Linked DNA regions of Homo sapiens: region 1 is linked to region 2. The links are chromatin loops, found by intact Hi-C in ENCODE. Cell type or tissue: Panc1. All regions are shown on one strand. Each heading gives the region's core, and the rest is flanking DNA. Links, peaks and the distances in the headings are about the cores only. Region 1 overlaps PITPNM2 (phosphatidylinositol transfer protein membrane associated 2). Region 2 overlaps PITPNM2 (phosphatidylinositol transfer protein membrane associated 2).

What was found. Peaks named below come from ENCODE experiments on the same cell type or tissue, not always from the same donor. Only the 100,000 strongest peaks of a DNase experiment are listed, where the experiment ranks them.
Region 1: it touches region 2 in a loop (2.9-fold over the local background); 62 of 110 quality-filtered maps call a loop at or near these places.

Annotation. Positions count from the first base shown.
Region 1 is chr12:123,140,133-123,144,629 of GRCh38, forward strand. All of the region lies in intron 1 of PITPNM2 (phosphatidylinositol transfer protein membrane associated 2), which reads right to left. Among named protein-coding and RNA genes, the nearest start is that of PITPNM2, 8.7 kb to the right of the region's middle. In Panc1, for the core only: no CTCF peak of the experiment used is centred there; a DNase peak (open chromatin) is centred at 2,039; H3K4me3 peaks cover 1,024 bases; H3K27ac peaks cover 3,883 bases.
Region 2 is chr12:122,983,121-122,987,344 of GRCh38, forward strand. It overlaps PITPNM2 (phosphatidylinositol transfer protein membrane associated 2), which reads right to left. Exons shown (of 26, transcript NM_020845.3): 23 at 4,161-4,224; 24 at 3,526-3,709; 25 at 3,316-3,444; 26 at 360-3,230. The coding sequence ends at 2,907. Among named protein-coding and RNA genes, the nearest start is that of ARL6IP4, 4.6 kb to the left of the region's middle. In Panc1, for the core only: no CTCF peak of the experiment used is centred there; no DNase peak of the experiment used is centred there; H3K27ac peaks cover 653 bases.

The DNA of each region.
Region 1 (4,497 bases), core at 261-4,260, 160 kb after region 2:
AGGTTCAGCTGCTCTGAACATGCCCCCTTAGGCCCCCGGGGAACGCAGGCCCTATAACTCCTGCTAAGGGGACCTGAGTCAGAGGTTCCCACACTGGGACCACCTGCATCACCTCTTAATCCTCTTAGCCCAGTGGCCACAGGCCCTTCTGCTCCTTCAGCCCAGAACAGCCCAGAGACAGCAAGGAAAGTGGGCACCCCCAGAGGACACAGCCACCAGTTCCAGCCTCCTCCTCCCCAACCTGGCTTCCTGTTGCCCTATTCATGAGGTCAGCTCTGGGCCCCTGCTCCTTCTTTAATGAGTCAGAGAACAAGGAAAAGAGCAAAAATGAGCAGGCTCAGGGAAAGATGGAGACTAAGCTGGCTCTGGCTGGAGGTGAGCGAGGCCCCTCCTCCAGGACAAGCCGCTAGGAACTGTGCTCTTTTTAAAAAAATCCCCTGCCCCACCCCCTAACAGAAAGGAGGCCATAAACAGGGATCTGCTTGACCAGCTGTCACCCAGCCAGTCTGAACGTTGTTCTCCCTTAAAGGGAGAAAAAGGCACTGACTCTCAAGTAAGACTCCTAAACCCCCCAGGACCACACCCCAGAGGCCTAGCTAGACCCCACTCCTGCTCTCTAACCTCCAGCCTACAGGTGCATGGCTGGACAACTTCACAAGTAGGTCCAAATTTGGCCTCAAAGTCACATAGACAGATGTGATCCCAGAGCATGTAATCCTGTCTTGGTGAATCTGCTCTAAGTCCATGCATCCCTTTGGCCTCTTTGAAAAGGAAAAGCTACAGAACAAACAGAAGAGGAATTCTGTTTTCCTCTTGGAAAAAAGAAAAGGGAAAAAAAAAAACCCCATACAAACCCAAATTGAAAGGTACTTTGTACTGCTTAGACTCAACTAGATCAGGAAATACTGATGGATTTTTTAAAACAACAGCACAGGCTGTGTAACAGAACATGACCAAACACAAGCATGAACATGAGGGATCAGGTCTAGAGTCCAGCCAGCAGTTAACTCCCTGTGTGGTGAGGCCTAAGTCATGACATCTCTGAGTCTTAGGGTCCCCATCTGTGAGACACAAAAAATGAAAGCACTGAGGGCCATACCATGACTTCTCTGAGCCTCAGTTTCCTCACCTGTAAAATGGGCACAGCAACATTTGTGAGAGTCCTGTGAAGCACAATGGGCAGAAGTATGCCATGCACTGCGGTGTCTTAGACAAAAGGTGGGTAAGCGGGAAAGGCCCCTCCCCTCTGCACCTCCAGCCACTGCCTCTGCAAGAACAATCCACAGACGCTGGATCACTACCATGCCACTGGGCCTGGCACCAGCAACTCAAACACAAATAGCTAAGATCCCCCCAGCCTGAGAAGCAGCTGGGATACGCCAGGGATGCCTCTGGTTTGGAGGCTTCCCTGGAGAAAGAAGAGCAGCCGTCTCCTGGAGAGGGAAGAGCAGCCGTCTCCTGGAGCAGGAATCTTAAGCACCAGAAAAGCCCATAACACAGAGTCGACGAGGCTGGGTATGGTATAGGAGCCACTGGCCTGAACCCTGCAAGCACCAGTCCTGCAGCTCCCAGGCCACCAAGACAAACCTGAGTGAGCTGCACGTCCCAGATTTTATGAGCCGGCCTCCAGCTCACTAGCTGTGTCCTTGAGTCTTAATCCCGCTCCACTGCCAACACCCCACACCCAGCCCTGTGATCTCAGGGTTTCAGGGAAATGGAAAGTCATTCCCCTTTGTGGAAAGGTCAAACCCTTGGACTCGGTTTTTTCCAGTGCTCCTTCTGGCTCTCCTATTTGTTTGATTCTAAATTCCTTTATCCCCCCTGCTGGAAAGTCAGACAGAACATTCCTCAGGAAAGAGAACTTTTAGTGGGGGTGTGGTGGGGAGGAATAATTGAAGTAAAATGAAAAATGGGTGAAATCAGGTACTATAAAATCTTGGTATTCAAAGAGTGCACGACAAATTGCACCGGTCAGCAGTCACTACCGTGAACTCACAATGCTCTGGTGAGTCACCCAAGGCTGGGAACTGAAGTCAAACTAATACTCTCTATCACAGTACAGGACAGGAGCTCAGCTGCATACTAATGGCAAGAATCCGCTAAATGCATCCCTTGCTACTCCCAGCAGCAAATGCATAAGCTATTTCACACTCAAATATAAATTAGTGAGCTATTTTCCTTGCTGGGTTAATACAAATCGTGCTCTGGACCAATTAAGTAAGCCACTTCAAAACTTTGCTTCAGCGTATTGGAAAATGTCCCGCTTAGGGGAAGAATGAAGTCTCGAGTGATGCATGCCCAACTGATGGCGAAATAGGTGAGAGTGCTTTCAGAATTCTTGAGGATTTTGTTATTAATGGTGTTTTAGTGTTGGGTTCTTAAACACATCAAACAAATTTCCTTTAAACTAGTAGTTCCTGACTGCCATGGGGAAGGCTGCAGGCCTCCCACCTCCCAGATGGTTCAACCACAATAAACGTTTGGCCTGTCAGATGCACAACACTGATGAACTAATTGAAATATGCTGCAACAAGCAAACCCAAAATAAATGTAAAATAATTGTTTCCTTACACGATAACCCGCTGAAGTGCCTCCACGTCTGGCCACCCCTGCTGATTGAATGTTCCCCCTGCTCCGTGAGCCTCACTTATGTGTGGTTTTCAAAGGATTTAAATGCTTTTTTCCAGTGTGATTACCCACATGGGAAAAATTCTAATTGCAAAAAATGTTGAGTTTTTCTCCCTCTTATGAAAAAAAAAAAAAAGCAAGTGAAAAGTCAACTGTTATAAAGTACCAAGGAAAGCACTTAAATGGGCCCTTCAGTGTGAGAGGAAGAATGTCCTCCTGTTCTCCAGAGCACCGTCGCCAAGCCAGTGTTAAGCACGCATCCACACCTGTGGGGAAGCCCTGCCTCTCAGACAACCTCACGCCACTGATGAAAGCTGGGAATAGCCACCTATTTCTACCCTGACACACCCATCCCTATCCCCCTCCCCCCTCCCTCGATCCCTCCCTCCAAGGGGCTGTCTAGAGAGACAGCAGAGGGTGGAGCCAGCAGCACCCATAACAAGCTCTCCCACTGGCTCACCACCTCATGCAGGACACTGGTGCCCAGTGAGCCCTCCCTAGGGGGCTGGGAAGCCCAAGGGCCTGATTCTAATCCCAGGAGGACAACAGAAGCAAAGTGCACAGCCCTGCTCCACAGCACAGCCTGTGAGTCAGACTTGGAAGGGAAGCCCCCCAGCTGCCAAAAGAGAAAATTCAGGCCCTCCCCAGGAGCCACCTCTCAAAAGGGGAAATAAACAGCTCTGCAGAGGAGAAACAGTAATAATCCGTATGACGTACGTACGAACTCTTAAGAGGGCACACAACAGGCAAAAGACTTGGGAAAGCTTCCTCTGAGAGAGCCCAGGCATAAGAAGGCCACAATTTGAGGCATGGGGGCCCCAGGAACCCCCCATCTTGGCCTGAAACACCTCCGTAAGAGGATTATTCCTTTGGGAGAAGGATTGGTCTCAGCTCCTAAGAAAGGCCAAGTCTATTGCAGGGCTGCCGCCAGAACCCACTGCATGAAAGTACAGGGTCCCTCCTACCTGTAGACTTGAGCAGAGAGAGATGGGCACCATTCTGCTGGCAGCAGCCCTTCTAGAAGAAGCTACAGCAGGGCTGAGGGAGGACAGCTTGTCTTTCTGTAGCACCTAAGACAAGCAAACACAAGAATCTGCCCACAGCCTCATCCCGCAGCTCCAGTCTTCATCCATTAAGTACCATCAGCATTGTGAGGTGCCCTGAGCTAGGCTGGATACACCGTGGGGGCTGACATGATGCCAAAGGTGGCAGATCCTCACTATCCATGGATTCCATATTTGTGAATTACCCTAGTCACTAAAATTTATCTGTAACCCCAAAATCAATGCTCATGGTGCTTTCAAATTCATTTTCAAATTTGTGCAAATTGGCAAAAAATTTGAGTTGCCTGATGGCACATTCCCTGCTGAGGTTGAACGAGGGGACATCCTCTATCTTCCCATCTCAGCTCTCCTAATGGAAACACGTGTCCTTTTTGTGGTCTGTGCAGTGCCACATTTTTGGCACTTGTGTGCTTTGTGTTGGTGATTTTGCTGTTTGGAATGGCCCCCAATCACAGTGCTGAGGTGCAGTCTAGTTCTTGGGTGCAAGATGATTATGATGTGCAGAGAAAATCTCTTGTGTTAGAGAAGCTTCATTCAGACATGAGTCACAGTGTTGATGGCCAGGAGTTTAATGTTAATGAATCAATGATACATATTAAATAGGGTGTCTTTTTTGTTGTTGTTTTGAGACAGAGTCTCACTCTGTCGCCAGGCCAGAGTGCAGGGGCACGATCTCGGCTCACTGCAACCTCCACCTCCTGGGTTCAAGCAATTCTCCTGCCTTAGCCTCCTGAGTAGCTGGGATTACAGATGGACACCACCAAACCCAGCTAATTTTTGTATTTTTAGTAGAGATGGGGTTTCA
Region 2 (4,224 bases), core at 5-4,004:
GGCTCTGAAATGCCATGCACTCAGGCATGGAGAGAGTCGGCTTCCCCTGCCATGTTCATTCCACAGATCGCAGCAGTGCAGAGCCAGGTGCTGGGGCTGGGTGGCCTGTGTGGCAGGTCTGGCTCTCACTGCCCAGCTGTGTCTTCCACTCTGAGGCAGGGAGGCTCACAGCACCCGTTTCACTGAGGTCTGTGAGGGCAAACTGAGTTCCATCCCAGGAAGGAGCTAGAAGCAGGCTAGGCCTAGAGTCAGCCCCGCACTCACGTGTTGGCGTCACTGTGAGTGTCACTAGCATTACTGTTCCATGCCCCCATCCCACCATGCCCCACGGTCGCCACTGCAGTAAAGAGATCCAGAAGGAAGCCTTCCCGCTTCTTTAATTGGTGTAACAGACATGACGTTGTATACAGAGCACACTCAGGCCCAATGATGCGGGGACAGCAGGGACGGATGGGGAGATGGGGACACTGCTCACACATGGCCCAGAGAAACAGACGGCACACGGACAGACCAGACGGGAGGGGCTGAGACGTGAAGGCTGTGATGGGGTGGGCAGTGGGACTCAGACCGAGCCAGGGAGGGGTGGGGGGTCTCTGCTGAATCCCTCTTTAGAAATCAAAGAGAAGGCAGGTGGTGGGGCGTGGGGGTGTGGTGGGAGTGGGACTAAGGCTTCTATTCTAACAGGCCTGGGGGGTGGCAGTCAGCAAGGCCTGCCTCACCCTTTGGTTATGACTGGTCAGGCCTGAGCCCTGCAGCTCAGCACCCAACTCTGTAAACATTTTTGGTATTTTTAAAGGACGCTGCCCTCCCTCTCTTAGTTTCAGAAAGACTGGTACTTCCTCAAGAGGAGAATGTGCCAAAAGGAATCTGAAGGGAGGTGGAAAGCAGACCTGGATACAGAAGAGACTTCCCATGGGGGGGCAGGCTGCCCACCTTGCCATCTATGGCTGAGGGCCGCTGGGAGAGCCCCAGGGGACTATTGCTGTTGTCCTTGGCATGGCTGGCGGCTGGGCAGGCAGGCGGGGAGTGAGGAGCCGTGGGGGAGCTGCCCCCCTGGGGAGAGGCTGAGCCCACTGCCCACAGGGCCTCCCGGCCTTTATTGCAGGAGGGCCCGAGACTCTTCCAGGTGCTTCTCTGGATGGCTGGTCTCCCAGGCAGCAGGCAAGACAGGATAAGGTGGGGCCAAGAGAGGAGGAGGCACTGGCCACAGGGCCCCTGACAGGGGCTGTGATTGTCGGGCCAAGCAACTTCCTGCTGGGAGCAGGGGGGTCAGATATTGCACTTTCACTGCAACAGTTACATGAAAACTTGGTCCATAAAATAATCGTTGCTTTATACATAATGCCTGAAACAACAAAAAGCTACATCTTAAATATGAATAAACCCTGAAGGTTCCATCCCTCCAGACTTTTTTCTCTGCACAAAATAAATAGCTTTCACTCTGTATAGACCCACTTTTGCAGAACATTTACACGACCCTTTGGCTGTACATATCTACACACGGGAAAAAGTTAACATCACTCTGTGCACCTCCCCAGCCCGGTCCATGCGTCCCAACACCAGACCCAGGTCGGCCGTAGCTTCTCGGGGACAGAGCCTGGTCGCTGGACAAAGGCCGAGGCCAGGCAGGCTCTCCCACTTCCGGGAAAGCCGAGGAGCAGCAGAGGGGCCGCCGGAGCTGGCCGTTGAGCGCCACAGCCAAGGTCACGCTTGGTGCTGGGGAGAGAGGGCAGACGGTCAGACCCAGCGTGCAGGACAGCATGGTCCTTGTTCAGGCGAGAAATGAAGTCATGGCTGCCTGCCCTGAAGCTGACAAAGCAAGTTGTGGCTTCTTAGATTCGGCATGAAAACGGAATTGGCATTAAAAAAACCGAAGTGTGTGCCCCACCCACCCCAGAGTAGAAATTCAGTGGGATTGCCGGGGCCAGGTGAGGCAAGGAGCCCATGCCTCGCTAAGTGGGCAGGAGCAGGGCCCACGGGACCCAGAACCAGGCTGGACTCCGTCACAGTGCTGGGTGTTTTCAGTGTGGAGGGGCTGCTCTCAGTACTGAAAGAGTTAAGAAAAGGAAGCAGCCAAGGATTGCTCGTTTAAAAAAACCTCATAGAAATCAGATTGAGAAGTAGAAAGGCGTAGAAACGTGGGCGGGCGGCCTTGACTGATGGCAGGGAGCGGAAGAGGCGGCCAGGCCCGTCCAGCCCGTGGCCTGAGGCTGGAAACAACACTGGCCTGGGCTCCAGGCGGGGCAGGCAGACAGGTGGGCAGGGTCCGGGGTGCAGAAATTAAGATACAGCCTTTCTCTCCTGCTTGCACGAGGCTCTGCCGCACTGGAGCCTTCAGTGTGGTTGTAGGTCCTGGGTCAGCAGGTACTGAGTTTCATGCATGTCAACGGGGCTGTAGCCATAGGAGGTGGTAATGGGTCTCCGCTCTCAAAAATCAGTGCAAAACCAGTGAGGTTGAACAGTTGAGAAACTCGAGTTAACAAGATGCAGGCTGGACCCCTGTTGGAGCTGCTACCAAATGGGAGGGGACCTGGGAGTGAGGGTGGCCAGTGGATGGGGAGGTGGCAGGCTGCGCCTGGGCCCACACCTGGCACCAGGACACTTGGAGATCCACACAGGGCAAAATGTCTGGGAGAACCTCCCGGGCCAGTCTGAGTGGGAGGTTCTGGTCCCTCTGCCATCCTGGGGCTGGTGGTCCCTGCCAGCTTCCATGACAAGCCGGACCCGTCAGGCCCGAGGACGTGAGGCAGGGCAGGGAGCACTGTGTGGTGCGGCCCGTGTCCTCCACAAGGCCCTGGGACAATCTCCCAGGCCCACGTCAGTGCGTGTGCCCAGGCCAGGCCTCCTGGCGGGGCTGGCCACCCTGGCCTAGCACCATGGAGACCCCGCGCTGCACTCACGGTGCCCTACTTGGGGCCCGCGGCTGCCCCCGGCTCCAGGCGGCCAGTCATGGCGCGGCCCCAGCAGCCGGCCGCCACACTCATGCTGCGCTGGCCCCGCTGCTCGCCATCCGCCTGGCTCTGTGTCCGCTCGTGCCGGTGGCTGGGCCCGCTGGGCTGGGCCGAGATGGTGCGAAGCAGGTGGTTCCGGGAGCGCAGAAAGTCGCCCTGGCCGGGCAGGCCGAAGCTGCCCTTGCGCAGCGCCATGCGGGTGGCCGTGTTGCGAGCGGGCCGCGCCCGGTGGCTGTACTTCAGCTGCGCCAGGTGGGCCGCGTAGCCATCCGTGATGAACTGCGGGGTCAGTGAGGACGGCTGTCACAGGCTGGGGCTCCCCGAGCTGCCCGCCTGCACCCGCCCCCACAATGCGCCCACTCACCTGGCACTGCTGCTGCAGCTTCTTGGTGGGCCGGCCCACGATGTAGATCTGCATGGGGGACAGGCTAATGGCGCTGTACACCGCCACGTCCTTGGTGGAGCCATAGGCCGCGTGCACGCGCAGGTGCAGCTGTGGGGAGACTGGCATGGGCACAGGCACCATGGTCCCTCTGCCCCCACCCCTGCCCTGCCCCATCCTCCCGGGCCCCACCTCGGAGATGAGCAGCTTCAGGAAGTTGGCCTTGTGCCGCAGCGGGTCATGCACCAGGCCGTCACAGAAGGACACCACGCCATGGGGGAAGTTGTGCTGGGCCAGCCACGCCACCACCCGCTGCTTCTGCATGTCGGGCCGGCCCGTCACGTAGATGATGAGGTAGCCCAGGTCCTGCCAGTGCCTGGGGGTGAGGTGTCGTCTCATGGTCACCCCTTCCTCCCTCCTGGGCCTCCCTGTCTCCTGCCCAGCCAGGGCCCACTTGGGCCATTGGAAAGCACATCTCTGATTGAGCTCAGACAGTAACGACGACAATGGTTGACAATGACGTGCTGCAGCAGGCCCTTGGGTGCCCGCACTGGGCGGCAGATGCCCCTGCTGCTGTGTCCCTGGCTTACCAGCCTCACCTTCCAGATGCGGGAATTGAAAGCCGACATTGAGAAGTGACATCGCTTGCCCAAGGTGACACGGCTAATAATTGGGGGTGCTGGGCTCTGAACTGAGGTCCTTAAGGCCCAGTGCCCGAGCCAGGCGTCCCCCACAGAGGCTCCGCTGTCCTCCTCCACCTGGCTGGTGGGAGCCCCTGAGCCCACCCACCTTGCTACAGCCCCTTTGTGCCCCTCTGGGCCACTCACCGCACCACGTCCACGGCCCCGGCCCGCACCTTGGGGTCGCTGCCCATGATGGACACGCTAGCGG